2 separate regions of the Mus musculus genome follow, and region 1 is linked to region 2. A link is a loop called in an ENCODE intact Hi-C map of the cell type or tissue named here. Cell type or tissue: heart. All regions are shown on one strand. Links, peaks and the distances in the headings refer to the core of each region. The heading gives the core; the rest is flanking DNA.

What was found. A loop is a pair of places that touch in the nucleus more often than their neighbours do. Peaks named below come from ENCODE experiments on the same cell type or tissue, not always from the same donor. Only the 100,000 strongest peaks of a DNase experiment are listed, where the experiment ranks them.
Region 1: it touches region 2 in a loop (2.2-fold over the local background); 3 of 42 quality-filtered maps call a loop at or near these places.

What each region holds. Positions count from the first base shown.
Region 1 is chr6:115,601,425-115,616,730 of GRCm38, forward strand. Mkrn2 (makorin, ring finger protein, 2) reads left to right here and starts at 514. Exons shown (of 8, transcript NM_023290.3): 1 at 514-589; 2 at 8,157-8,285; 3 at 9,095-9,276; 4 at 10,211-10,515; 5 at 11,903-12,117; 6 at 13,151-13,261. The coding sequence starts at 564. In heart, for the core only: a CTCF peak has its summit at 7,892 (motif pointing right); no DNase peak of the experiment used is centred there.
Region 2 is chr6:115,538,901-115,554,206 of GRCm38, forward strand. It overlaps Tsen2 (tRNA splicing endonuclease subunit 2), which reads left to right and starts at 5,791. Exons shown (of 12, transcript NM_199033.2): 1 at 5,791-5,828; 2 at 8,922-9,130; 3 at 11,013-11,094; 4 at 15,091-15,127. The coding sequence starts at 8,942. Gm36355 (a long non-coding RNA gene) reads right to left here and starts at 5,747. Exons shown (of 7, transcript XR_869382.3): 1 at 5,442-5,747; 2 at 5,217-5,341; 3 at 147-284. In heart, for the core only: CTCF peaks have their summits at 5,828 and 7,566 (motif pointing right); DNase peaks (open chromatin) are centred at 5,751 and 7,562; H3K4me3 peaks cover 1,645 bases; H3K27ac peaks cover 1,086 bases.

The sequences.
Region 1 (15,306 bases), core at 4,262-12,261, 63 kb after region 2:
TCAGTTCCCAGCACCGACATGGTAACTCACAATCGTCTGCAACTCCAGTTTCAGGTGATCTAACTCCCTCTTCTGGCTTGCACCAGCACTGCATTCCACTTGGTGTACAGCCACACATGCAGGCAAAAACACTCATATCATAAAATAAAGATAAATAGTAAAATTACTTTTATCATCATTAACATCATCAATCATCATCATCATCATCTTAAAAGACTGCCTTGAGAGATGGGGGCCGAACCCTAGAAGTAAGGGCCTCGCAGATGATTGGTAAATTCAGTATACTAGACATGCTCAGACCCTTAGCCTCAGAAAGTTGGGATCCGGACTACTAAGGAGTAGGGACCTTCCGGCTCCAGGCCCTGGCGGAACCCATTGTGATGGTGGTTAGGTTTCCGGGCGGCACCTTAGAAGTAGCGCACGAACGAGGGTGGCGCGCGCAGGAGTGACGCGACTCCGCGGGGGGCGGGGCGGGGCGGGGAAGGGCGGGGCGGGGCCGGGCTGGGCCACGGCGCTGGCGGCTCTGAGGTTTCAGTGCGACTCCAGCCCGTGGCCCCGCCGCCATGAGCACCAAGCAGGTCACCTGCAGGTGAGTGCGCGGCCCCTCTGGGCCTTGGGCGCTGCGGGGCAGCCAGGGAGGGAGGCGAGGGGCCGAGGCGGGCGGTGGCGGGGGGCGGACAGCGCGGATAACGCGCAGGAAGGCCGCATAGAGGCTAGAGCGGCAAGAGCTGCTGCAACCGCGACTTGCAGAGAGTGAGCGAGGGCGATTGCGGGGAAACACGGGCAGGTCGCATTTCTTATCCAGCATCACCACTGAGCCTCCGAAGAGTCCCATTTCGAGATGCAGGAAACCGAGGCCACCAGAGGTAAAGCGACACCCATTTAGGAACAGAAAGGCGGCTTGTTAGACGAAGTGGAAAGCAGAAAACTATTCCGTGACTACTATTTTGAAACAAAAATAGTTGGGTTGAGTAGCAACGTACTAACTTGGTGACGAGCTTGTGGCTGTCATTGGGGTCTAGTCCTGTGAGTTTGCATGCTCAGGAGGTGCAGCTTGGGAAGTAAGGCTTGTGAGAATCCCGACTGTGGAAACCCAAATTTCAAAAGGCTCCAAAATCCAATACTCTTAAGATACCTAAATAGAAGGCGGGCGGTGGTGGCGCACGCCTTTAATCCCAGCACTGGGAGGCAGAGGCAGGTGGATCTCAGTTAGTTGAAGCCAGCCTGGTCTATAGAGGGAGTCCAGGACAGCAAAGGCTACACAGAGAACTTTTTCAGGGTATGTGTATAAGCATATGTGAAATGATGAATTCTGTGTTTAGACTCTTGTACTATCCCCAAGACCTTATGTACATGAAAATACTGTAAAGTACAAAAAAAATTAAAGACTCTCCTGAGCCCAAGCTTTTTGGATTAAAGGAGCCTCGGCTTATACAGACTTTAGTTGGTTTCAGTAAATTAAGAAATTGAGATGTAGTTTGGATATGTGGTAAGCATTTAATGACCTTGTTATTTCTCATTAGTGCAGACTCCTAGAACTAATACCTTTATGAAGAGTTCTGTTCGACTTAAGATATTAAGGGTTGAACCATGTACCAAGGTCCCAGGTGGTTTATGTTAAGTAGTAATCAGAAAACTGCAGTTTGTGTATGTCTGTGTGTGTCTGTGTGTATGCATATGCTAGTTTTGTGTTAACTTGACAAAGTTGACATGAGACATCATCATTTGGGAAGAGGGAACCTCTTGGTTGATAACTGATGTGGGAGGACCCAGCTCACTGTGGGTGGTGCCACCTCTGGGCTAGTGGTCCTGGGTGCAGTAAGAAAGGCTGAGCAAGCCAAGAGGGTCAAGCCAGTCAACAGCACTCTCCTTGCTTCTGCATTAGCTCCTGCCTGGAGTCCTGCACTGGCCTCCCATAGTGATGGAGTAAGACACTTAAGTAGAAGATACCTACAAGTCTAAGCTCTCCTCCCAAAGTCGCTTTAGGTCCTGGTGATTTATCACAGCAATGGGAACTTTTCGGCAGTCCTGTAACAGTGCTTGCAGGTCATCGCTACTAGAACGTCTCTGTTGAGGATGAGTGAATGGGTACTTACTCCCTTCCGTCTGCAGGAGGACGTGTTCCTACCACAGTGGCCTTTAAAGCAGACTCAAGCTACTTAGAAAATAACCTCTAAAACTCTGCTTGTTTACAGTTTTGTTGTTTGAGACAGAGTCTCTCTGTGTATATCCTGAAACTCTCTATATGTATCAGGCTGGCCTTGAACTCAGATCTGCCTACCTCTCCTTCCCATGCAAGAATTAATTGCCACCACACCTAGATGGTTTTGTTTTTTTGTTTTGTTTTTTGTTTTTGTTTTTGAGACAGGGTTTCTCTGTATAGCCCTGGCTGTCCTGGAACTCACTCTGTAGACCAGGCTGGCCTCGAACTCAGAAATCCGCCTGCCTCTGCCTCCCGAGTGCTGGGATTAAAGGCGTGCACCACCACTGCCCGACTCCTAGATGCTTTTTAGTTCTACCACTTAAAGGCTTTCCTAAGACACGTGTCTACAAAACCTTCATGTAATGCTTAAGCCCGGCCATTTTGATTCTCCCCCTTTGTACCCGGAGATAGTTTTAGCTCTGTCTCACAAATAAGAGAACCCAAGATGTGGTGCAGGTAAGAGTTGGAATGCTGGGGCTAGATGGGTTGACTAGTGTTTGTGGTCTTCTTTCTGCTGCCTTGTCAAGTCATAGAATGTGTAGTGCTGTATAGTGCTATACCTGGATGAAGCATGTAACGAAGGAAGGCTGTATTTTGACTCTCAGTTTGCAGGTACAGCCCATGACAGAGGGGAAGGCATGGTGGCAGGAGCTTGTTGTAGCTGACCTCATACACTCAGACAGCAAAGAGTGCTGGTGCCGAGGTCACCCTTCCCTTTTTATTCAGTCTTGGGCCCCAGCCTAAGGATCGACACCTCCACACTCAGGATGGGTCTTCCCACCTCTCCCTCACAGTTGTGACAGGAGATTTGTCTCCTCAGTGATCTGCAGTCAGTAGCATCCATCACAACCTTGAGATCTGTCAACTCTATGAACATCTTCCACAGTGAAACGACCTTGGTATTGTCAGGTTTTCCCCAGGGTTAGCGTCAGAGTGACACAGGTGTGAAGCCAGCATTGAGTCTTAGACCCCGGGCTCAACTGCAGGACATTTCAGAGTTTTCACATGTTCTCATTCTCACAAAAATGTATGAAAAGGAGGTTTCCTTATAAAAGGGTATGAAGGACGGGACTGGAGAGTTAAGGATGCTGACTACTTCTGCAGAGAGACCAGGTTCAATTCTACCATTGGTATAGTGGCTCATAGCCATGTGTAACTCCAGTTCTAGGGGATCTGACAGGGTTCTGCCCCTTCAGGCATCACACGTGTACACAGTGCAAAGACATAGCCACAGGTAACACATAGACACACACATTTTTGTTTTTTAAAGGTTGTTTTTTTTTTTTTAAGCTGTGAAGGAGTCAGGCCCTGCTAAATACAAAGTATTTAAGTGGGAAAATTGCAATATCAGTAGGTTTGTGTTTGTGGTGAGATAGTATGATTTCTCATTTCATTCACAAAAGCCTTGTCCCTGACAGTGAAAACTTAATAGAAAATGCTCAAGGACTGATTTCTTTGTGGGTTTAGGGCCCAGTTTCTTAAACTGTGACTCTTTTTTTGTTTTGTTTTGTTTTTCAAGACAGGGTTTCTCTGTGTAACCCTGGCTGTCCTGGAACTCACTCTGTAGACCAGGCTGGCCTCGAACTCAGAGATCCGTCTATCTCTGCCTCCCAAGTGCTGGGATTAAAGGCGTGCACCACCATTGCCCAGCATAAACTGTGAGTCTTAATTCCATGTATGTTGAGATCACAAAATATTTTGAGGTGATAAAAGATTTCTTTAAAACATAATGTTTATGGCCAGGTGGTGGTGGTATACACCTTTGATTCCAGCACTCAGGAGGCAGAAGCAGGTGGAACTCTGAGTTAAAGGCCAGCCTGGCCTAGAAATCTCGTTCCAGAATCCAAGGCTAAATGGAGAAACCCTTGAGTCTTGAGGGGCATTTCTCAAGGAATGACCAAGCCTGGTGTGGTGGTGTGCCTGTGCTCTCAGCCACTTGAATCTGAGGCAGGGGAGTCAATAGAATCAGTTAAGTCCAGGAGTTCAGGGTCAGCTGGGACGATATATGAAAAAACTTTTTGAGTCAGAAAATAAAAAGAATTGCCCAATTGTTTAGATATGGAATATCTTCTTGTCTGGAGGAGTCCCAGCACCAACTACATTCACACCTGGAGACTGGCTAGATAGATTCATGATGTTTAGCATACAGCTAGACTGCAGGCCAAGGCTGTTACACTAGCTGTTACAGCAGTACACAGCCAGGTAAGGGAGAACAGGAGTCCAGAGAGTGGTCCCTTCTGTCCCTTCTGTGGAGAAGCACACAGCACTTTCCTCACCTGAGGTATCAGGTGGGGTACAGTATGGGGCAGCTTCTGCCTGTGACCCACCTTCCAGACTCAAGAGGAAACGGCTTTTATATGAACCACAATGGTACAACTGAGGCACTGTGAGCTGTTTTTACCTTTAGAGAAACTGACTATACCATCAGCTTCTAGAAGCCAGAGGATGTTCTTAGGCCAGCTCAGAGGCCTTGGACTTGCTGTGGTGACTTCTTTCCATGGTCTTACTTGCTCTCTCCACCCCTATCCCTATCTGCTGAGAAGCAAGCTCAAGGCCTCTGTACGCTGTGGGCTCTCCCTGAGGTTCATCGTCAACACTCCCTCTAGCCTCCTAGCAAGCTACAAACCATGTCAGGCTTGGAAAGTGTCTCCTGGGACACGTGGGTGACTCTCCAGAAGTTCAGAACTTTCCATTTCCCATCTTGATGGTGAGACTCAGGGGAAGGAAGTTGATAGGTGGGCCTGGCCAGCTCTTCTGCTTTCATGGGTGTGCAAGGCAAAGATGCAGGCTTGCTCCATAAGCTAAGCAGGAGGTGGGCATCTTCAGCAGCCTGCCCACTCTGTCATGAATGTCATGGACACTGTACTCTGTCTGGTCTACTTGCTGTCGTGGAAAAGGCCAGGTGCTGGACTGTCTGTGCTTGGCTTTTGCCTTGCTGGTTTAACCACAGGGCCAGCTCTCCAAGGAGCAGGGCCTTGCTTTTGCCAACAGTGTCAATGTGGATGTGCTCAGTGATCCAGTCTTTGAGTTTTGGGACTGAGAGGAAGAAGAGGCAGGTAGGTTCTAAGGAGTCATCTTGTGTAGCTTGGACAGGGCAAGTTGTAGGTCATGGCTCTCTGGAATCAGCTGGTGAGTCAGCTCATTCATGGCCACTGTTAACCCTTTATGTGATCTCATTTCATATGTGCCTCACATTGTATTTGTTCAATGGAATGTGAGGAGGCTCTACCCAAAAGCCTACTTTCACAGTGTTCTTTACCATAAAGGAGCAGGGCAAGATAAACTAGGCAGGCCAGTAGCAACACAGTTGGCTGGCTCAGGGTCCAGTCTGCTGGTCCACTTTGCCTGATGAGGGAAATTTTATTCCTGTGTGTGTGTGTGTGTGTGTGTGTGTGTGTGTGTTCCTTTTTTCTACAAGTTGTTGTATGTAGCTAGTCTGGCATTTAGCTTATGGCAATTCTCTGGCTTAAGCATCTCAAGTGCCTGCTGCGTTCTTAAATAAGTTTAAAAATATTCGTTCCAATAAAGCTGTACTAGAAAAGCATTTCTGAGCCTTTTGTAAAGGGACTGTTTTACCTTCTCCTGCAGGCCCCCTCTCCCTGCAGCGTGTCCCTGCAGTGTGTCCCTGCAGTGTGTGCCTGCAGGCTGACTGTACCACAGTAGGGAATGTTCTGCAGTCTCCAGAAATCCCAGCCTAAGCGTGTGCCTTTCAGCTTCCCGGGCACCTCATTTTGAGCCAGCAGTGTTACAGCTGCTGACCAGGTGACCTGGTGAGCTCTGGTAGTGTGATTCCAGTCAAGGCTCCCAGCAGGCCTGCCCCTGCCTCACCCCACACAGAGCTACCTTCCAATCTCCACTTAACATGAGCTTGAGAACTCTGCCCTCCCTCAGCTGTGTCTGTGTCTCCTGTCTCTCTGCTTCCCCACCCTTCAGCCTTCACTCGGAAGATTTCATCAGTGTGACTAACGCCACTTGTCCTGTCCTTTATAGGCCTTAGTAAGAGCTGCACTCAGGGGAGCCTGAATAAAGCTGTGCTGAGCGGAGCAGTTCACACTGCACCCACTCATTTAAAAGTGATGTCAGCCTTCTGTTACTACAAAGGCAGTTATATAATATGTTCACAGTAGAAACACTGGGAAGGGCAGGTACTGTAAAAAGAAAAATGTCAAATGCCTGGGTTCCGGCAGCCTGTGGTCAGCATCAACAGCTTTGAGAGCTTTTGCCCTTTGCATATTTATTGAGCTTAGCCCTGTCTACTTCCACCCTCTTCTCCCTCTCCCATTGCCCCTTATCCTAGACAATTAAATACTTGGGTGGATCACCACTCTTAGCTCACTAGTTTATGTTTATGATATTTTTAACCAAAATGAGATCCTGTATATGGCTTTAAAAAAAAAAAAAGAATGTTGTGTGTACTAGTTAGTTTGTTGTCAATACAAGCGAAGAGTTGTATGGGAAGAGAAGTGTTGAGAATGCTTCCACCAGCTTAACCTGAAGGCAAGCCTGTTATTGCTTTTTCTTGACTAGTAATTGGTGTGGGAGGGAGAATCCAGCTCACTGGGCTGAGCAAACCAGTCAGCAGCATCTCTGCCTTGCGTTCCCTCAGTAATGGACTGCGACCTGGGAATTGAAAGCTGAAATAGACCCTTTCTAACTCACAGTGCTCTGGTCCTGGTGTTCATCATAAGAGTAGAAACCCAGGAGGATACTGGATAATGTGATAATTTAGTCATATAAGCAATCCCTGGAGCTCTACATGTTAGACAAATATGCTGAACCCCACAGTCTTCCCCCTTAACTGCCAACAGTCGCTCTGCTTTCTGCTTCTGTGAATTTAACTATTCAAAGTACCTTACATGAATCTGTTGGCACAATGTCCTTAAGGCTCATTCATGTCATGAGTTGGAAATGTTTTCCTTTTTAAGGCTGAATAATATCCCATATGTACATACATTTCATGAGGTTTGTGCACTTTTTCCTTTTCTTTTTCTTTTTTTTTTTTCCTTTGTTTTGTTTTTTGAGACAAAGGCTCACTGTGTATCCCTGGCTGGCCTTGGTTTTTTGTTTGTTTATTTGTTTTTTAAGTCTAGGTGTCATGTGCAGGCTAGCTTCAGATTTGTTATGCATCTAAGGATGACCTTGAATTTCTGATCCTTCTGGCTCTTACCTCCTAGTGCTTGAATTATAGGCATGCATTGCCACATCTGCTTTATTCTGTGCTAGGAGTAGGACTCATGGCTTAGCACATGCTAGGCAAGCACCCTACCGATAGAGCTAAATCCCCAGTCTCCTAAGAGTGCTAGGATTTCAGGTAAATGCCACCATGCCCAGCATCACTCGTGACTTCCAATGCCACTGTCTTCTTTGGGGATCAGTACAGCAGCATTGTGAGGCAGTATGTGTTGTCTTCATGGACAGGTGAAACGGCAAGGAAAAGGAAGAGGGCTTTGGGGACTTGGCTGAGCCTGGGACTTTCTCAGTCATTTTTTTTTAACAACTCCAGGAGAATGGGGAGGCGGGTTTTCTTTCCTGACATGTTTTTCCAGTTATAAAACTGATATCTTACATATTCAACATAAAGCAAGAGCTTCTCCATAGAAGGGTTTGAAAAGCATTTTATGTGTATGAATGTATGTATGTCTTGCATGTATGTCTTTGCACCACATGCACGCAGTGATTAAAGAGGCCAGAAGAGGGCATCAGATCCCCCTGAGCCTGGAGTTGAAGATGGTGGTTAGCTGTGGTATAGAGGCTGGAAATAGAGTCTGGGTCCTTTGCAAAAGCAGCAAGTGCTCTTAACCCCTCAAGATAGAAACTTTTGAGGTAATTTTTCTACAAAGCTGATCTTAGGTCTTACAAAATCATGGAAAATGAGTGCACTGTGGGCGCTTGGTGTGTAGTGCTCGTGAGTCCTCCAAGGCATAACTCATCTCTCCTGTACTTGGCTTCTCAGGTATTTTATGCATGGCGTATGTCGCGAAGGCAGCCAGTGCCTGTTCTCACATGACTTGGCGAACAGCAAGCCGTCCACCATCTGCAAATACTACCAGAAGGGCTACTGCGCCTATGGTGCACGCTGCAGGCAAGGCTGCCACGACTGTGGTTACTGGAGCTGTTTGGTTTTTGTTGACAGGGTTTTATGCCGCCTAGGCTGACTTCAAACTTTATATGTAGCCAAGGCTGGCTTTAAATTCTGGTCTCCTGCCCCCATCTCCAATGGTGGAAATACAGCTGTATGCCATATGCCTACCTGATCATGGGCCTTAATATGGGGAGATTTTAACTTAAAATTGTATTTAGAATATTAATAATTTGTGTCTGACCTTTAAACCCTGTATAGAACACCCTAGACTTTCCCACTGCTACAAGACAATACCCTCACTGGTTTTGTGTGTCACACGGTGATATGCCATTGGTTTGAAAGCCATTTCTGGTTCATGCTCAGGTGACTTCTGGCGTGGATGCTATGCCATTCATGCACACAGAGCTCTGTTGCTCCAGGCTAGAACAGTGTGAGGTACTCCATGTTTTGGTGAGCAGAGCCCATCTGGTCCTCACTGTCTGGCAGAGTGATAGAGTTTGAGTGGGTCACCTGTTCATGCACCCCCCCCCCCCCAATCAGTGTGTCCTGAGGATTCCTACCAAAGGGCCTGTCATGGTAGCACGGGTGTCAAGGGCTTTCCTTGGCAGTAGATGGGTCTCTGTCAGTCCTACTGGGATACAGGTGTGGGTATAGGTAACAGGACACATGGCCCCAATAGCCTCTTTCAGTTGAGAGTACAGAAACAGGTCCTCAGTGAGTTCAGCTGTTGGTGGCTGGGGGTGCAGGGGAGGGGAGGGTGCAGGTGTTAGGGCCTGCATGGCCATGACACATTGTTATGTTTTGTTCAGATATGATCATACAAAGCCCCCAGCTGCAGCAGGTGGAGCTGTGGGTCCTGCACCCAACCCTTCGCCCTCCTCAGGCCTGCATAGTCCTCACCCTTCTCCTGACATTGCCACATCTGTTATGAGGACACATTCGAATGAACCTGGAAAACGGGAGAAGAAGACGCTGGTGCTCAGAGACCGCAGTGAGTGAAGTGCAGCTTTTGCTGCCTCTGGGTGTGCTGCTCTCGGGCTCTCAGGCCTCCTTCTCACGACACTCCTGACACTCCAGGAGTCTAGAGTTGATCTGAAAACAGGCTGCAGAGCTTCAGAGGTGGCTCTCCACAGCTTGGCTGAGCTCCACTTTGAGCCCAGCAAAGCATCAGAGGAGTCTTTTGTCCCATGAAGTTGCCTCTTCATAGGAGTCACCGACTATTCACTTCTAGCTGGGTGTTTTAATGGTGGGCATGTGTCACTTTCTTGTTTGGTGCTGTGTCCTGGTAGTGACTACTTTGGGGGTTTCAAGAGCATCTTCAGACATAGCACAAGGATGAGGTCTGGGCCCATAACAGGTTTGAGAGAAAAAAAGGCATCAAATGGAAAAGGCTTTTGAGCTGCTGGGCCTCGCTGGGAAGTTTCCTAGTTCTTGGGGTTATTCCCCTCGGAATAGGCACATTCTACTCCTAGCAAACACATCATCAGCTTGATGCAGTGGGTCATCTCTGACAATGTCAGCCGTGTGTGACAGGGCAAAATCCCACTGACTTCAGGTCTCAGGATTTTTGCATTTACAAAGGAGCCCCTGTGTTCTGTTCATCTTGTTGGTTCCTTCATGTTTTGAGGTGGTTTTAGCATTAAGTGGTCTGTATGTTGCCATCTGGTATTCTGTATAAAAAGACTACATTTTCTTTTGCTGTTCACGAATGTTCTACTGCCTGGGCCACCCTCTAGCCTCTGTACTGTTGTTGCTCTTGGGCCTGCTTTTCACTAGCTATTCCTAGTGTGGGCTATTAGTTGATAGGACAGGTTGAGCATGTGTGTGTGTGTGTGTGTGTGTGTGTGTGTGTGTGTGTGTGTGTGTGTGTGTGTGTGTGTATTTTGTGTTGAGATCTCACTTGTATGTGTGTGTTTTGTGTTGAGATCTCACTGGTCTGGCTGAAGATAAGACTCCTCCAAGCAAAGTGAATAATCCAGGTGGCTGCAGTGACCCTCAGACCAGCCCAGAGATGAAGCCCCATTCCTACCTAGATGCCATCAGGACTGGCCTGGATGACTTGGAGGCCAGCAGCTCCTACAGCAATGAGCCGCAGTTGTGCCCCTATGCTGCCGCTGGGGAGTGTCGCTTTGGAGATGCCTGTGTCTACCTGCATGGGGACATGTGTGAGATCTGCAGGCTTCAAGTCCTCCACCCCTTTGACCCAGAACAAAGGAAAGCTCACGAGAAGGTAACTTAAAAACCTTGGCATGAAATCATTTGAAGAAGCCTGAATGAACCACAGGACGGAGTCATTCAGGAGTCTCACAGACATCTTTCTGCCAGAAATTCCTGTGTTACGTTCCTGGCTTGTTTTTATTCTGTTTTTAAGTTCTTTTTCTGTTGCCATTTTTGATTATTGAGAACAAAAAAGAATAAGAAGTATTAGAAATGCAAAGTTCAGGGCTGGAAAGATGGCTCACCAGTTAAGAGCACTTGTTGAGCCTGGCAGTGGTGGCACACATCTTTGATCCCAGCACTCAGGAGGTAGAGGCAGGTGGATATCTGAGTTCAAGGCCAGCCTGGTCTACAGAGTGAGTTTCAGGGCAACCAGGACTACACAGAGAAGCCCTGTCTCAAACCAAAAAACAAAACAAACAAAAACCAAAGAAACAACAAAAAAATAGCTGTTTTGTGCAGCGTCCTATAACTCCAGCCCCAGAGCCCAGCATCCTCTTCCTACTTCTATAAGAACCTCATTTATGTGTGAGCATGCCACACACACACACAGCCCTCTTACACACATCTTTCTTCCCTAGGTTTACTTGTCTCTGTAGTTAGGATACAGCAGTCAATGTTTTGGAAACTTTGAAAACCCTTTATTATGGACTTTCCTTAATATTATTACCTATCAATCTATCTAATTATAACTAAGTGTGTGTGTGTGTGTGTGTGTGTGTGTGTGTGTGTGTGTGTGTGTGTGTGTGTGTGTGTGTGTGTGTGCGCGCGCGCAGGTGAGTACCTGTAGAGGTGAGAAGAGAATGTAGAAACCTTGGCCTAGCATTACAGGCAGTTGATGAGGGTGCTGAGACCAAAACTCAAGTCCTTAGAAGAGCAACAGGAGCTCTTAACTGTCCACCATTCCTCTAGCCCTTTTATCATGGACTCTTAAGAGCCAAGTCCTGGAAGGTGATGAATATCCCTGGTTTCTGGGTGCACATTATCCACACGCAGAGCACTGTGCTGTGCACTCGACTCAGCAGGGCCTGGATCTCCTCATCTGCCTGCTTTTATTTGAGTTCACTCAGCTCGGTGTTTCCTGTATTGATGTGGCATGGGATAGGCATGACATTCAGAAAAGCCAAAGCCCTGTGACCCGCTGTGTATGAATGCTACAACCTCCATAGTAATCTCAGTGTCCAGAAATCCATAGCTGGTAAGCTGGAGGTGACCATATCTTACTATGGAATTTAGAACAAGGACAAGGTGGCTTGAGGTCCACTTTGTGGTCAGATCTGTGTGTCCTGAATCCAGGGACTATACACACAGCTTCTAGTAGCTTCTGTGACTCTGTGGCTGAGCAACTCCTGGGATCTTGGCCAAAGAGAACCTAAGACTTCCCTTCCTGTCATTCTCAGATGTGTATGTCGACATTTGAACATGAGATGGAAAAGGCGTTTGCCTTCCAGGCGAGCCAGGACAAAGTGTGCAGCATCTGCATGGAGGTGATCCTGGAGAAAGCATCTGCTTCTGAAAGGAGGTTTGGCATTCTCTCCAACTGCAGCCACACCTACTGCCTGTCCTGCATCCGTCAATGGAGATGTGCCAAGCAGTTTGAAAACCCAATCATAAAGTGAGTGCAACTGGGCTTCTCTGCTACCCTCTGGAGCCCAGGCCCCCAGCTGTGTGAGCCTGTACAGATCGTCCTGTGCCATCTGCCTGTCTTAGTGACCAGCCTCTGTGATCTCTACATACTGGGAACTCATCATCAGGTGGTGTTGCTGGGTTCTGTTTTGCAGTCCTTATGGACAGTTGTCATGTCTACCTTAGGCTAGCTGCCTTGTAACCTTTGGTTCTTCAGGTGTTTTCACCTTAATAAAGGAGCTGAGGATCCCTTGGAGAAAGGCTCCTATGCACTTCCCACTCCCTTGTGCACATTGTTGGGGAACTTGCCTATGTGCAGCAGTTTCATAGAGAAAAGAGTACAGTTCTGTGGCATCCAGTGCTTTGCAGAGTTGCTCAGCTGACATGCAGTCTAGTTTTAGAAACTTCACTGTCCCCTAAGCCTGCACTGCCACCCACCCACCCTTGTCTTCTGTCATGCAGTCTCCAGCCAAGCTCTTTCTCTACAGAAACCTTACTCTGCTTGTCCTCATGCACACCCTTTTCCCTCAGCAAATGTTCCAGGGCCACCCCTGATGAGCATGCTCAGCAATTACTGCCTTTGTTCTCTGAGAACAGCTTGTACCTGTTCAACAGCTAGTGGGCACTCAGACACAAGACTAGACCCCAGCAATGGTCACAGTTGCTTGGCCTCTAACCAAACAGCAACACATTGTTCCCCCAAAGTGCTCACACCATCTCTCTCTTACCTGCAGATCCAGCTTCTTGTACTTGGCTTTATTTCTAATCTGAACTGTCATCTTGCCTTCCATAGTCACTGAAGATGATGAGCATCGTTTTGTGTGTTTATTGACTGTCCTGGGTGAATACTCAGGAGTCTGTTTCTTACTGAGTTGAACCTGTTCTGCAGCAGGAGCTGCTCTTAGACGGTGGTAGTTGTGTCTTTGGCCATGTGTTTGAGCAACGATGTTTGGAGTGGTGTGTGCAGAGGATTCATGACGTGTTTCTCCCTTCCTGACCTATTGGTTTTGTTGTCTTTTCAGGTCTTGTCCAGAGTGCCGTGTGATATCAGAGTTTGTAATTCCAAGTGTGTATTGGGTAGAAGATCAGAATAAAAAGAATGAATTAATTGAAGCTTTCAAACAGGGAATGGGGTAAGTGTCTTGATTTCATAAGGGGAAATACCTTATGAAATCATACCTACCTGGCTGGGTATGATTTGAGCCTCTATCACCTTCAGGTTTCCCAAGAGTATGGACCTGGTAGATGGATCTCAGAGCTTCTTGCTCCCGCCAGGCATTTTTCCTGGGCTTTGGGCTACAGAGCTCAGTGAGGCCTTGAGGAAGTAGATGAGTTCTAAGATGAGCCCTATGCCTACGTGCCAAGGTTGTCTTGCCATCTCTGATTGCCCATGCATTTAACAAGTACTACTGAGGATCTGCCGTCTCACAACCTGTCCATTGCAAGGCCCAAAGAAGCTGACAGTGTCAGCCTCAAAACAGCTCACACTTAGGAAAGTAACAACCAGTAAAGTGAATAAGGCAAAGAGCCTGCCTCAGATGAGGTGGAAGATGAGAACCAACCCCCAGATGCTTGTCATGACACTCTGTTGACTTGTCTGGCCTCAACTTGCTGCCCAGTCACCCTCATGCTGCTGGGATTACAGGCATGCACAACCACACCTGGCATCTTTTTTTTTTTTTTTAAGATTTATTTATTTATTTATTTTATGTATGTGAGTATACTGTAACTATACAGATGGTTGTGAGCCTTCATGTGGTTGTTGGGAATTGAATTTTTGGGATCTCTGCTCACTCCAGTCAACTCCGTTCACTCAATCTCTGCTTGCTCTGGCCCAAAGATTTATTTATTATTATTATTATACATAAGTACACAGTAGCTGACTTCAGACGTACCAGGAGAGGGCGTCAGATCTCATTATGGGTGGTTATGAGCCACCATGTTTCCTGAGATTTGAACTCAGGACCTTCAGAAGAGCAGTCAGTGCTCTTGCCCACTGAGCCATCTCTCCAACCCCTGGCATCTTTTTAAAAGAACTATTTTTGTAGGAATTTTCCACAGACTATCCCACTGTCTTCTCTGTGTTCTCTGTCATCACCATCATTTGTATTGGGAATAATACATGTGTTGTATTTACATTATTACAAAACCCTCAAGGCAACATCAGATTTGCCATTTAAATTTTTTTCCTTTTATGTCATTGTTTTTATTGAGACAAGATCTCACTGTGTAGTGCTGGCTGGCCTGGAACTTGCTACATAGACTAGGCTGGCCTACAAGTCAAAAGATCCACCTGTCTGTGTCACCCAAGTACTGGAGTAAAAGGCCTGCATGACCATGCCTGGCTAAAATACACTTATTTATTTGTTTTTTTAAAGTGCACCCCTCTCCAATTATTTATTTTGGAAGTTCTTATATTTATCTAGATTCTGTGGCTTGATATTTACACATTTTTTTCTCCTGTCATGTGATTATGTTCACCCACGAGAGGGCAGATGCTGCCAGACAGAGCTGGTTGGGCTTAGAAAGGTGCTGTGCTGAAGTTTGACATTGTTTCACTGCTGTTGATGTTGCCTGGCTGTGCATCCCTCTGGTGGATGTTCTTGGGCAGTCTCCAGACACAGGGTTTGTGCCAGGCACCACCAGGGAAAGGAGAAATGAGTGAGATCATCTCCCATCAAAGGGTGATGGAACAGTATGGTGGCAGATTTCATCAGTAACCCAAGCTAGAACTGACTAAGCACTTGAGTACACCTTGGATGCGAGAAGGAAGTTGTATGGCGCTCTGTACCTGTCCTGTGGGCTAGACAGCAGCACTGTGGTCCTTTGAAGAGGTTGGAGACTTACTAGTGGGATGGGAGGATGTCAAGGAAGGCATGACTAGCAGACAGGCAGCCATGCATACTACCCTGCTAATGGGACAGTGGGCACTGGAGGGTCAGGTGGGTTTGGCGTTTGGTTTGTCTGTAGATTAGATGAATGTAAGAGCTGAGAACACCAAGTGAGGTAGCCAAACTGGAGCTTGTGACTTTGGTGGGCAGATAGGTAGGACTGGAGGAGAAAAAGGAGGGAAGACAAGGTTTGTTTTTGATACAGGGTCTAGCCCTGGCTGGAGTATCTGTAGACTACACTAGCCTCAAACTCGGGGACCTTCTGTCTCTGCTTTCCAAGGTCTGTG
Region 2 (15,306 bases), core at 3,848-11,847:
TTTTCTGTGGTTCAACAGATTCTCCCTCAAAACTGAGGAAGGCTTGTTCTGCCAGCAGGATGAAGCTGGATCGCATCCTGGGTCGGGTAGATTTGGTGTTTCCGCAGCTCTAGTTGAAGATGGTGCCCATCAGCACAAGGCTTCACCTGGAGTGGTTGAAATTTGCTGAAATGCCGCCATCTCGTGGTTGAGATGCAACACTGCAGGGTCCGGCCTCTCAGGAAAACAATGGTGCGACAGGGTCTGCCCAGCCCTGCTCAGAAATGCGGCCGGCTCCCCATTGTCTGCGGGGTAAAGTCCGAAAGCCAAGCCTGGAATTCAAGCTCCTCCACAATCCGCCCCACCTTGCCTATCCGGCCTTATCTCGACTCCGACCTCCTGCCCCGGCCAGGTCCAGCTCCTCCCTGAACCTCCAAGCTGAGTCCAGCCTCTCACTGTGGCCAGCCCTGTGCTCCAGACAACCATCAGGCCCCCAGCTTCTAAGCCAGCTCTTCTAGGAAGCCTTCCTAGTCCATCAAGGGCCCCACCGCCATCACCTGCCCTCCCACCAACTCTTAACAGAGTCGTGGTTTTTTTTTTTTTTTTTGGTTTTTTTTTTTTTCCAACACTGCATGCTTGTTGTTTGGGTGTTTGAGCTAAGCCCTAGAGTCCCATGAGGCCGTTGAGGCTGGGAGTCCATGGAGCCTGCTCTGGTCCCAGCTACCCGAAACAGAGACAGAGGTGATAGCACCCAACTCACAGGCGTGCTATGACAACCACACAATGGCCATAGTAGAGGTGAGCAGGATGGCTAGATAAAACACAGGGCATCATCTAGTTGACCTCGAACTTCAGCCTTGAAAACTGTCGAATCTATACACCAAATTTCATGCCTATAATCCCAATACTTGGGAGATGAAGATCCGAGTTCAAGGTTATTCTGTGCTACATGCAGAGTTTGAAGCCAGCAACATCAGACGGTTTCTGAATGGGAAGAAAGGAAGAAACTGAAGGAAGGGAGAGAGAGAGAGGCAGGGAGGGAGGAAGACAAGGTTATAACTGCTCCTAAGTATGGTGGAGGAGTAAGTTTATTATAGATATAAGGGAGAGATAGCCAGAGGCAGAGACATCTGGGAGAGTCCAAAGTGGTCATGACCTGAACCATATGGGGAGAGGGGGGAGGGAAAAGGAGAGACAGGAACCAAGTACAACAGCCAGGAGGCCAAAGGCCCAAAAGGAGAGGCAGGTAACCAAAATATCTGGGTTACATAGGGAAGAGTCTCTGGGAAAAGGGCAGCCCTAGCCCAGCCCCTGGGCTGGAGAGTTCAGGGTAGAGGGCAGGGGCATAGCAGCCATATCCTGTAACAGGTAGGGACTAAGGGATGCTGGAAGAACCTGGTGGCCAGGTCTACTTTGATATGTTAAATAGGCACCTCAGCCTATTGTCCCAAATTTGAAACTTAACAGTTAACAGTTTCAAACCCCTTCCCCTTCCCCCACCCTCACCCCCAACAAAAAGTACGTGGGAGGGGGGGGCAACTTTTTAAAAAAATATATTTTAAAAAATTATGTGTTGGTTCTGTTCATGACTCACATTAAGATTCGGTGTCCCCAGACAGTTGGGACACCTTTAATCCCAGCACTCAGGAGGCTGAAGCAGGTAGATCTCTGAGTTTGAAGCCAGCCTGGTCTACAGAGTTAAGTTCCAGGACAGGAAGAGCTACACAGAAAAACCCTTATCTGGAAAAACAAAACAAAAAACAAACAAACAAAAGATTTGATGTCCATTTCCTGCTGTGTTTACTATGTAGTAGACAAATGTCCTTTATACTGATAGAAATGTTTGCTTGTTTTAGTCTATCAAAAATAGTTTACACCTTTAATCCCAGCATTCGGGAGGTGGGGGCAGCTGGATCTTGATTCCAGACAGCCTGGTCTACAAAGCGAGTTCCAGAACATCCAAGGCTACACACAGAAACCCTGTCTCAAGAGATAGAGAGTTAGATAGGAAGATGGACGGATGGATGGATGGATAGATAGATTATTGATAGACTGACAGATATCTAAGATTCCATAAATCTCCCTACCTCCACTAAAAAATAAATAAATAACTTTTGTTTATGCAGAACGTTCCCCTACACACATTCCCAGAACTTGATGGCCTGAAGCTCCAATCCCTTTTCTTCATTGTCTTTGCTTTGTATTCTTTTAAAACTAACCAATATCCCAAGTCTGTGAGATCAGCCCCCAGCCAATGGAGAAGAGGCAGAGGCAGCGCCTGCTGTAAAGTCCCTGCCCCCCACCCCCTTCACCCCCTCAGTCCCCCAACCCCGAGTGCTTGCTGGCTGGTTTGGGTCTTGGTCGCCCTTTTTGCACTGCCCAGCTTCCTTCCCTTCAGTCATGTGTTCCCTGCGTTGACACCTAGATTAATTGTTTTCTTTTTCTTTTTTTTTTAAGATTTATTTATTTATTTTATGTATATGAGTAAACTGTAGCTGTACAGATGGTTGTGAGCCATCATGTGGTTGCTGGGAATTGAACTCAGGACCTATGCTCGTTCTGGTCCCGCTCGCTCCGGCCCAAAGATTTGTTTATTTATTATATGTAAGTACACTGTAGCTGTCTTCAGACACCCCAGAAGAGGGCGTCAGATCTCATTACAGATGGCTGTGAGCCACCATGTGGTTGCTGGGATTTGAGCTCAGGACCGTCAGAAGAGCAGTCAGTGCTCTTAACTACTGAGCCATCTCTCCAGCTCCTTTCTGTTTGTTTTTAACACTACTCTGGAATTCTGAGATTGTGTGTGTGTGTGTGTGTGTCCTCAACATGAGGCCTCACTTTTGCAATCCCTCGCAGATTTGCAGAGTCAGCCATGCGCACACTCCCTCAGAAGCCCACCTTCTAGTTCCAGCTCTCAGAACAACAAACAAAAGCATGCTTTCTGGGTTAGTGAATGCCAAGATTTCTACACTCTTGTGGGTTTTTACTTGTGATTTTGGTGTTTCAAATGCCCCTAGGCAGAGTGCTGAAGTGATGCAGTGTTGCTCAGCCAGGAAATGTGATTTACTGGAGGAAATACGGCTCAGATAAGCCCCTGGCACACACCAGTTACTGCAATGTGGGCTGTGAGGTCAATGTTAATGAATGAACGGCAGATAATACAGAGTCTGGCTTTAAATAGAGCCACCACTGTGAAACAAGGTTATATTGACCACAGGATGAAAAGGCTGTGATCAAAGGCTCCCAGAAGCCACCCCAGTGTTCTTCTGGGAAGAACAGGTCAATATTTGCTAACTTTATAGGATACGCATGACTACCAGAAATAGAATCAACTACACAGTTGATACAAGTATATGTGTCTGTGTTACACGTATATAATACACTAAGAGATTTATACTAGGATATCATGAGTGAGATCTTACATGCTGTTTAAGGTTCTTGTTTTATTTATTTTTAAATTGATTTATTTTATGTTTATGACTGTTTTTGCCAGGCTGAAGAGATGATTCAGCAGTTAAAAGCACTGATTGCTCTTCCTAGAGGTCCTGAGTTGAATTCCCAGCAATCACACTGTGGCTCACAAGCATCTGTAATGGGACCTGATGCCCTCTTCTGGTGTGTCTGACGACAGCTACAATGCACGCATATACAAAAGAAAAAAAAAAAAAAGTGTGCCAGCACATGACTGTTTTGCCTACACATGTCTGTGCTTAGCGCCAAAAAGGGACATCAGATCCCCTGGAACTGAAATTACAGATGGTTGTGAGCCACAAAGTAGGTTCTGCAAATTGAGCACAGGTTCTCTGGTAAAGTGCCCAGTGCTCTTTAACCCCTTACCCCTGAGCCACCTCTATAGCCCCTCTCATAGGTGGTGGTTTTTTATTTGGTTGGTTGGTTGGTTTTTTTCTTGCTTGGTTGGTTTTTTTGTTTCTGTTTTTGTTCTTTTGAGACAGGGTTTCTCTGTGTAGCCCTGGCTGTTCTGGAACTCACTCTGTAGACTAGGCTGGCCTCGAACTCAGAAATCCGCCTGCCTCTGCCTGGGATTAAAGGCGTGTGAGAACAAGGCTCTGCTTCATGATGTTCTTTTAAGAGATAAGCAAGGGTCTTAGTATACTGCCCAGCCTTGAACTCCCAGCCTCAAAAGATGCTAGCTTCTCAGCTACCATAGTAACTGTGACTATAAATACATACCACCATGTGTGGGTAGGAATTATCTTCAAATAGTCCAATAAGGAGGTTGAGATATGAAGAATATGAAAGAAACAAGATAGCAAAAGTTGGAAATGTGAGAAACATTTTTATGTTTTGTTTTGTTTTGTTTTTATGGACCCCAGGACCTCTGCATGATAGGCAATTGCTCTACAACTAATTCACACCCCAACCTAGGGAAGGGGAGGGTGGGGAGGAAGAAAGGGAGGAAGGGAAGGAAGGAGGGAGGAAGGGGAGGCGGATTTCACTATATAGTCTAGGCTGATCTGGAACTTGCTATGTAGACCAGACTGGTCTTCGATTCATAGAGATCTGGCTGCTTCTTACCAAATGCTAGGATTAAAGGCACTCACCACCACACCTGACAGAAACTTTACCTGCCTGTCTGCATTCTTTGTTTTACATTTTGTTGTTATCTTTTGTGTATTCTTAAACAGTTTCATACAGTGTATCTTGACTACAGCCACCCCCAGCTCTCCCCTCCCATCCCTCTACTTGCCCACACATCCCTTCATCCCTTCCTATCTTCATTCCCTTTGCCCTTTATCTTTTTGGTCATCCATCAAATACAGTCAGTACTGCCGGCTAGAAGGTTAACTGATCTTTCAGGCTTGATCTTGACCACGCCTTATGTAGGTACCCAAGTCTGCTGTGAGTCCGTGAATGCCTTGGGCTCTGTCATGTTCAGAAGACAGCACTCTCCCATCCTCTGGCTCTTGCCTCCTTTCTGCATCACCCTCCTTTTCCATGTTTCCTCAGCCTCGGGCAGGCAAGGGTTAATATAGATACCCCATTTAAAGCTGAGCTCTCAGCAGTCACTTGCCAGCATTTTGACCAGTACTGAGCCTGTGTAGTCACCACAGCCCTCTGCAGAGAGGAGCTTCTCTGGCCAGGGGCGAAGGTAACACTAAGCTGTGGGTATAACCAAAAAAATTGGAAGTAGCTGGGCCTCTTCATTTAACAAGATACTAGTCAGTTTCTCCTCAGGGCCTTTGACTTCCTGAGACTTTAGATCAGGTTTACAATACCAGGCATGAGTTCCCTCCGTCGAACAGCCTCAGAGTCAATCAGTAATGTGGGTTTGCCTCTGTAACCTTCGCACCATTATTGCTCCAGTGGGCACATCTTCCCTGGTAGCATTCAGGGTTCACTGCTGAAAAAAATCTCATATCACACTGAGGTCAAGGGCAGCCTTTTGGGGCAGGTTGCTTCATATCTCATCTCTAAAAAATGGACCTTGTGTTAGAACTTACAGGCAGTGAGCACTGGCAATGCAAAGGCAGGTGTCCCTCCATGAGTTCAAGGCCAATCTGGGCTACAAAGTGAGTTCCAGGCAAACCAAGGCTATACAGTGAGACCTATGTAATCTCAAAAGGAAAACAAACAAACAAACAAACAAACCTTGGGGGTTGCTGTGAGAATTAAGGCGGGATATATTACCCCTTAGCCTTCCTCATTAGACTTAGCCGGGGGATGGGGCGGAATGTATCGTCAGCGGTACAGTGCGCAGGCGTGCTGTGCTAGGACACAGCCAGTCCCTTTTGCGGCTGCGTGCAACTGGTTTTGCGGCCGCACTGCTTGACGGCTGCAGCGCCGCCCCCCGGTTGCCGGGTAACGGTGGGCGCGCGTGGCGGCGAAAGGTAAGACTGAGTAGTCCTGTTTCTCGCGTTCTGTGTCCAGCGTGCGAGCGACTTCAGGCGGGAGCGGGGTGGGAGCTGTGGCTGTCACTCAAGCGCGCATGGGCACAGCGTCCCGAGGGCTGCGGAGCGCTTCGCTCTCGCTGACAGATGCCATCTGCCCCAGCCCCAAGCTGGTCTGCCTTGGCCCTCAGCCCTGCACCTCGGCCCAGGAGCTGTGCAGTGGGGGACACAGATGAAAGTGTGTTTGCAAATGATGAGGAGCCCACGAGGGGCTGAGGATGGGACTCGGTTGGCAGCCTGTTGTCTACTCCTAGCACCGCATCCAACCAAGCTGCTGCCCGCCTGTAATCCCAACTTCCAGAGATGGAAGCGAGAGCATCAAGCTGGTTTTAAGTTTCCTCAGCTACATATCACGTTTGGAGCCAGCCTGGGCTACGTGTGGCCTCATCTCAAAATAATAAATAAATAAATAAATAAATAAATAAATAAATAAATAAAATACATGCTAAGAGACCATGAGTAAGTTTGCCATAAGAGAGGCTTCTTTGACCCCTGATCCAAGAGTGTTGGAAAGTGATATGGACCCACCTTTTACTGTATGCTTTGTGCTTGGATTGACGGTAGAAGCATATAGAGCGGGGTTGGGCTGACCATTGGGTGTCATGGTTCGTGCTTTTAGCTGTAGTACATGGGAGGCTGGGGCAGAAAGATCATAGTTTAAAGCTAGCCAAAGCTGCATAACAAGGCCACGTGTCAGCAAAACCGAAATTTTTAAATGAATATTAGGCTAGCAGATTAAGAGAAGAATGAAGGACAGGCCTTGCTTTTGATGGACAGAAATATGCTTTGTGGTGCTCTGGTGACAGGCATGAGCAGGTTTCTCCTTAACAGTCTTTGCAGATACATTCACACACACACACACACACACACACACACACACACACACACGCTGCAAGCCATTCTTCTCACTTGTACAATGGGAATAAGAATGTGGCTGGGCAGCCGGGCGATAGTGGTGCACGCCTTTAATCCCAGCACTTGGGAGGCAGAGGCAGGCGGATTTCTGAGTTTGAGGCCAGCCTGGTCTACAGAGTGAGTTCCAGGACAGCCAGGGCTACACAGAAAAACCCTGTCTCGAAAAAACAAAAAAGCAAACAAACAAAAAAAAGAATGTGGCTGGGCTGGGACTGTGGCTCCTTTGATAGAGAGTTTTCTTTGAATGATCCAGGCCCTGAGTTCAATTCCCAGCACTAGGAAAAGAAGCAACTAAAAGCCTTTATATCCAGTCCTCCAGACCACCGTCCTGGTCTGGTCTACCCTATACATATGTACCTGGCTGTATGTATCTGCTTTATGACATGTAACGTTCGAGTACTTTGTTCCCCAGGGAGCCAGAAGAGGCTTTCTGATCCCCTGCAGCTAGAGTTGCAGGTGGGCATAAGCCACCATGTGCATGCTGGGAATTGAACCTGGGTCTTTCTTCTGGATGAGTACCTACCAAGCCTCTCTCCATCCCCGTGCGTGGTTATCTTTGACACGCACTTGTCCATTGTTCTAACTTCCTTGGTCCATCTTTCCTTCTGTCTTTATTGACATTCCTGGCTTCATGAGAAGTTTCGTGAACACCTTGGCCAGGGCTTGATGTTTCTGTTATGACCACCGCCACCACGACTGTCATTTTGCAGGTGTTTGCCTGCCTGTGTGTCTTGTCTGTGCTTATCATGCATGCAGTACCCACAGAGGCCAAAAGAGGGCATTGGATCCTTGGGACTGGAGTTACTGATGGGCATGAACTACCCTGTGGATGCGGAGGGTGGAACCTGAATCCTCTAAAAGAGCAGGCAGTGCTCCTGCCACATCGTTTCCTCTTTAATGGTCATGACACCCACCTCCTCAGTAAGCTCCCAGTTTAAGTCATGTGTAGACCTGACCCTAGACAGCTGCAGGTTCAAATCCCCCACCGGCCTGGTGAAGCGTCTGTCAGTTGGAATGTACACACTTGCATGGGCTGTGACTCAGCAATGCTCGGTGCTGGTAGCCGGCCCCAGCTCCGTGTCACATCCAACTCACTTTTGTGTGTATTCCACACTGGTTTTGTCTCCTTGGGTCAGAATAAGTAAGACCCAGAATAAAGAGGTCTTCACATCAGCTTCCTTGGATCCTTCTAGGTAAGTCTCTACCTGGTTGGTAGCTGTGTGGCATCTCACTCAGACCTAGACCACAGTAAACAGATGCAAACCTGTGTCTGAGCAGGAGCCACAGAGAGGGCCTGGGCTCTGGTTCCCACAGCCCTGATGTTAATCCAGTGATGTCATTCACAGGGCCCTTACGGGCCTCACTGACCTGAGTGTTGCCTTGACTGTAAAATGGCATTGCTGGCGCTCACTTCATAACCAGCATCATCAGAGTCTGGGTGATGCCACTCTGCCAGGCCCTGTCCTCTGTGAACCATGGCTGTGAGGAGCTGGGTTTCTACCCCTTTATAGATGAGCTAAAGCCCAGTGTCGGTGGGACTTTTACCAAAGGTTTTCCAGCTAAGATGCAGCAGCTTCCTGATGGTGGTGTGTACACTGCGGTAGCCAGCACACAGGGTAGAATACAGCACGGACAGCCTGGCTTCAGTCCCTGCACACACCCACTGGCGTTTCGTAGGACATAACTGGCCCCTAAATGACAGTGACTCTGCTATGATTCGTGGATTTCCTTCTCCCTGCCCCACACCCCCCCCCCCCCCGAGACAGGGTTTCTCTGTGTAGCCCTGGCTGTCCTGGAGCTCACTTTGTAGACCAGGCTGACCTCGAACTCAGAAATCCATCTGCCTCTGCCTCCTGAGTGCAGGGATTAAAGGTGTGCACCACCACGCCTGGCTCAAAGACAGGAATTCTTAAGGCCTTGGTGTTACCAGCTTCAGTTAAGGTGATGGCACTGGCTTCTTAGAGGTCTTAGCATCTGAGATACCCCCGTGACTGATGTCCTTATTACATGGTGTCTTCTAGTTCATTGTTTCCCCCAGAGACCAGGTCAACCTGGTTCTGATTGTGCTGGCTCTGATGGTCCGTTTTTACTGACTGGTTCCTCTCCTTTGTTCTCTAGAGACCTGTTATCCTTGAAGAATGGCAGAGGCAGTCTTCCGTGCTCCTAAGAGGAAAAGAAGAGTCTATGAGAGTTACGAGTCACCACTGCCCATCCCCTTTGGTCAGGACCAAGGTCCCAGGAAGGAATTCCGAATATTCCAGGCTGAAATGATTAGCAACAATGTGGTGGTGAGGGGCACAGAGGACATGGAGCAGCTGTATGGGAAGGTAAGCCCAGGCCGTTCTGGTTCCTTCCTGGGGACACCCCAAGCAGCCACCTCCTCTTCCAGGTTCCTCCCAGAACCAACTATAAGCAGCAGCTCTGAAACTTCAACTGTAAGCCTGAGAGCTAGACATGCCCAACCACAAACCAAAAACACAGGGTGAAGCGCTGTATAGTAAAGACAGAGAAGTAATTTACAGAAAGATAATGAGTAAAGACTTGACAGTCATCCCTACTGACTCCTGTCCCTTCCCAGAGGTCACTACACAGTGGCATGGGACCCATGAGCCAGGGCCTGTGGAAAGTTCCCCAACATCTCTGCTCTCTCTCTCTCCTTGCTGGCATTTGTTAGACAGGACAACAGATGAGACCCACTCTCCATCTCGTTTTTATTGCTAGGACACTTTAAAAGCCAGCCTGATAGAGAGATGACTCAGCAGTTAAGAGCAGTGACTGCTTTTCCAGATCTGATCCCAGCCCCAATATGGCAGCTCACAGTTATCTGTAATTCTAGTTCCAGATGATTCAATACCCTCTTCTGGCCTCTGAAGGCACCAGGCATATATGGTATACAGATAGACATACATGCAGGCAAACACCCATACACATAAATTAAATATGACTGGTCTTAAAAAGTAATTGATTTTTTTTTTACCTAAACTGATTGAGATGTAGTTTATAGCCATGATGTTCACTCCTTATAAGCATACCTTTAATTCAGTGACATTATAAATTAATGGAGCAGTGTTCTGTCATCAGAATCCAGTGTTAGGGTTTGCTAGTTTGGTTTGGTGCTGGGGTTTGCACTGAGGATCATGTGTTCCACCTCTGAACTGTACCTGCCATCCCCACTGCCATCCCCACCTATGACAGTGAATCCTGCTCCTGCTCCCAGCTCAGGACTATGACAGGCATTCTGCCTCGCTTCTACCTTCTCTAGAGAGTTTACAGTAATGTCAGGGGCCTCAGCCTCGGGGTCCCTGGGGACCTGGTGCATTAAGGCCTCATTGGGTCCTATGTGCCTACAGTTCCCTGCTGAGGCCTTTGTTTGTGACTAAGGTAAAATGAGGCTTTACACATACTGAATAAGTTTTATTCATCTTATTACTATTTGATTTTTTTTCTGTTTATTTATAATCAAAACCAGGAAGATTATGTATTTCGGGGAAAACAGCAGGAGAGAGAGGGACACTTCCTCTCCAGAGTACAGAAGAATCCAAGAATACCTATGTCTGCAGTGGGTATAGCTCTCACTCCCAGGTACACTGTGTTCCTGGGCCACATGTGAGAAAAAGCTGCCCCTGCCTGTCCTAATGCCTTCAGGGATGCCAGACACAGGCCAGGGTAATTTGTCATGAGAAAGACGAGCTGGTGCTGAAAGCTGGAGGGCTGCAGAGATGGATCCGTGGGCAGAGTACACAAGGTCCTAAGTTCAGACCCCAGCCCTATGGGAAATAGTCAACACTGATGGCATGCAGATGTGCACACGTGCACCTGCACACCCACATGTGCATACTGCACCTGCACACCCACATGTTCACACGTGCACCTGCACACCCACATGTACACACGTGCACCTGCACACCCACATGTACACACGTGCACCTGCACACCCACATGTGCACACGTGCACCTGCACACCCACATGTGCACACGTGCACCTGCACACCCAAATGTGCACACTGCACCTGCACACCCACATGTGCACACGTGCACCTGCACACCCACATGTTCACACTCGCACATGAACACCTACACACACTATACGCACTGCAGAGGTGGGGGTGTGATCACTAGGAAATCGGGGAGACGTGAGGCTGTTGAGTAGTGTACCCCACTGCAGCTGGAGCCTAACCACTGAGCAGCGCCCGTGTCTCTTCTTGAAAGGGTTACTTTGGAAAGGGGATTCTTTCCAGAAGCCGTCCAAACTTCACAATCGCCAACCCCACGCTGGCTGCCAGATGGAAAGGTAAGCCGTGTCGCTCTCATTTGGTGCTTACGAGTCCTGGGGACATGGTAAGTTCTGAAAGAGAGGCAACACTGACAATGAAGAGCAGAGCAGCTACAAGAATTTGCATCAAAACAGCTACTTGTTCTGTTTAGCTTGACTTTTTTTTTTTTTTTTTTTGACTGTCTCACTACTTAGCCCAGGCTGGCCTTGAACTCAGAGTCTCCCATCTGCCAGCAGATCAGGCAAAAGGATCTTTTCTAGTTCTTGGAAATGCGTTGCACCTTCCTTCTGGAATGGTTAGAAGCCTTTACACATATAGGGCCTTGATTCCAATCCTTTGCCCCTCAAAGACAGGAAAACTATTAATCAAGCTTTTTGTTACACTTTGCCTGGTAGGATGCTGTGTGTAGGAACTTCTCCCTGCCTGTGCTGCTGTCAAAAGGAGCTCGTTGGTTCAGAGGTAGAATTTACAATAACCATGGCATTGTTAAACCGATTTATTAACATGGGCCTGGTGGTGGGCAACTTGGTGGATAAAAGTGCTTATCACCAATCCTTATGACCTGAGTTAGATCTCCCAGATGAACTGTGTTAAGAGTTTGTATGTGTGTGAAATATACATATATTTATATATACATATATTGTTATATATTTATAGATGAAGGGGTTTGTTCATATATATATATTTATATGATTTATTAGAGTGGCTTACAGGCTGTGGTCCAGTAGTCCAACAGTGGCTGTCCGTCTCCTTATAGGAAGTCCAAGAATCCAATAGTCCTTCAGTCCACAATACTGGATGTCTTAGCTGGTCTTTAGCAACCTTGGAACCCTGAGGAAGTAGGCTCTAACGCCAGTGAAGGAATGCCACAGCAGCGGGGTAGATGAACTGGAAAGTGAGGGCAAGCAGGCAAAAAGCGAAAGCTTCCTTCTTCTGGGTCCTTTTTATGTGGGCTGCCATCAAAAGGAATGGCCCAGATTTAGAGTGGGTCTTCCTACCTCAAATGACCCAATCAAGAAAAACTTCTTACACCTGCATCCAACTACTTGCCTTTTTTTAGTTAATTTCAGATGTAGTCAAATTATCACAGACCCATATGGTGGAAAGAGAGAACTGATTTCTGAGCTGTCCTTTGACCTCCACGCGTGCGCGCGCGTGCGTGTGTGTGTGTGTGTGTGTGTGTGCACACACAAAAAAATAAATAAGTAGAATTTAAGATTTAAAAGTAAGCTGGGCTGTGGTGGTGCACACCTTTAATCCTAGCACTTGGGAGGCAGAGGCAGGTGGATTTCTGAGTTCGAGGCCAGCCTGGTCTACAAAAGGGCTCTGCAGAGAAACCCTGTCTCAAAAAAAAAAACAAAACAAAACCTTTCTTCCTCAAATTATTTGAATTGAATCAGGAATCCTATAAAAATCATTAATTCATCTAAATAGCATTAATTCATGACAGTTCATCTTGATGTTGATCTGCAGGAAATCTGCTCAATAGGGTGGGCTAATGGCCAGGGATTGTTATATTAATTGAATAATGACAGGAAAGCCATATCAGCTGCAAGAAGCGATCCTGAGATGAAGTCTCTTTGCCTTGCCATCGAGCTCACCCATCACAGAGCATGTAAAACCAGTGGGCTACCTCCAGGAAGGCTGCCTGCTAGCCTTGGCCTTAGAAATGCAGAAAGCAGGATGGGGTTGTGGCTTCACTGTGATGATATTAAATGAGAGCATAAAGCTGTGAGCTGTGGGTAAACCAAAATGGAAGCCTAAGAAAGATGCATTTTGGGGGCTAAAGAGATGGCTCAGCCTTTGGGAGTACTGGCTACTCTTGCATAGGACCCAGGTTCAGTTCTTAGCACCCACATGGCAGCTCACAGCCATCCATTACATCCCTGGGGAGCCAATTCCTTTTTCTGACCTCCGCATGCATGTGGTGCACAGACATATATGCAGGCAAAGCACTGAAACACATTTTTTTTTTAATGTTTCTTTTTTAAAAGGCAATCCATGGTGTTTTTGAAGATGAAAGGATTTGAGGAGGTAGATTTAGGCCTGACTTAAAAATTACACAAGTGTACACGGATGGAAGCCATGTTACCTCTTGATGTTACAGATTTTGTGTTTTTGTGTACCAGTTAAAAAGAAAGAATAAAGCCAAACTTGGTTGTGCAGTTCTGATATCCTACTATTTAGGAGGCCGAGAGGAAGCTTGTGAACTCAAGGCAGCCTGGGCTAGCTGCAAATGGACATCAATCAATCAATCAATACTGAAAGTAAAAACCAGGCATGATGAAGAACACTGAAATCGTAGCAGTGTAGATTAGAAGTACTGAAATAGGAAGATTGCTGTGAGTTTGGGGCTAGCCTACTACATAGCCAGACCCTGTCTTAAAAAGGAAGAAAAAAAAAAAAGAATGTTGTAGGATTTGTCTAGTATGTGGCCAGCCTGGGTTCTGACCCAGCACACAGCAAGAGCTATGGGTGGGGCCCAAAAGGGGGGTCAGGCTTTGCAGATCTGCCTTAGAGGCTCACCAATGATAAAGTGTAAGTATTTCAAAGTAATCCTTCTTTTGTAGAAATACTGCATCCAACTGGAATGATGGCTCAGCCATTAAGAGCACTTACTGGGTTTGCCCAAGACTTGAGTTTGGCTCCCCAATCACAACCCTCTGAACTCCAGTACACACATACACACACTTACCCACACATGCATGCACACATACATACACGTGCATGCTCATACACTCACAGAGATAAACACCCGTACACTCTCTCACACACATACACACACACACACACACACACAAATAAAACTTTAAAGTCCTAAAGATAGTCACAGCAATGCACACCTTTAATTCCAGCACTCTAGAGGCAGAGGCAGGCAGAAGTCTGTGAGTTCAAGGCTAGCCTGATCTATATAGCAAGTTCCAGGCCAGTCAGGGCTACATAATGTGACCCTGTCTCAAGATAAATAAATATTTTTTAATCAATTGGCTAGGTCTATCCAGTTGGTTATATAACGACCCTGGCAGTAGCTGTCTTGAGGAATAGTCACCTACTATTTAGCCTTCAAGAGAGAGACTTGTCCATTGTCTCCTGTCACAATGCCTCTGCTTTATAAACCACCCCAGAATCCATCTCAGCAGACTCGTTGCCTCCTCCTAGGCATCAAACTGAGGAGCCTTGAGTCAAACCTCCTTAGCGTGCAGGTGAGGCTTGTCTCAGTCAGTGTTCTGTTCATGGGAAGAGTTGGGGCTGGCTTACAGGTTCAGAGGTTCAATCCATTATCATCATGGTAGGACGCATGTTGCAGGCAGACATGGTGCTGGAGGGACAGCTGAGAGTTCTACATGCAGATCCACAGACAGCAGGAAGACAGAAAGAGACTGGGCTTTTTGAAACCTCAAAGCCTGTCCCCAGTGTCACACTTCCTCCAACAAGGCCACACCTACTAATCCTTTCAAATAGTGCCACTCCTTAGTGACCAAGTAAGTGTTCCAATAGGAGCTTGTGGGGTGGGGGGCATTCTTATTCAAACCACCACAAGGCTGAATTTGGGAGAGGAGACAATTTATCCTAAAGGCAGAATGAAGAGCAGGAGTAAAAGCTAGACCATTGAGTGACTTGGAAAACACTTTAGAAGAAAGGCCTTATCCTACTTGACACCCAGAGGTAGAGCTGAAGCCCCCAACTCCGTACCCTAAACCATACCACCATCAAGGGTCTCTCCAGCCACAGAGGGGAAATGAAAGCTAAGCTTACACACAGGCCCCAAGCATCCCACTTATGAACTGACCTCTTGCATATCTGTGCTTCTGAGCTGGGGCTAAGGCTCTGAGGATCCACCTGAGCCAGCAAGAGGTTGTGGTTGCACGGAAGGACAGTGGTCAGAAGCTGGCTGTGGCCAGTAGACAGTTAGCTGTGTGATCTTGAAATTATCTGTCTTTTTAGGGTTTTAGTGGGTTTTGTTCCCTCTAAGGAAGTCTGTCTGGAACTAATAGAACGTCTTTCTGTTCCAGGTGTGCAGACAGACATGCCTATAATCACCTCAGAGAAGTAAGTGAGGGCTGCCTGGGCTTCGGTGTGGCTGCGTCTTCTTGAATCTGGTGTTAGGTGGTCTGCGATGGCAACACCCTGTGCCTTTGTTTTCTCCTGGGAGTAGATAATGCTTGGAAACTGAGACTGGACTTGATGTGGCTCAAATCCCGTCTGCATGCATTGCTTGTTCAGTCACC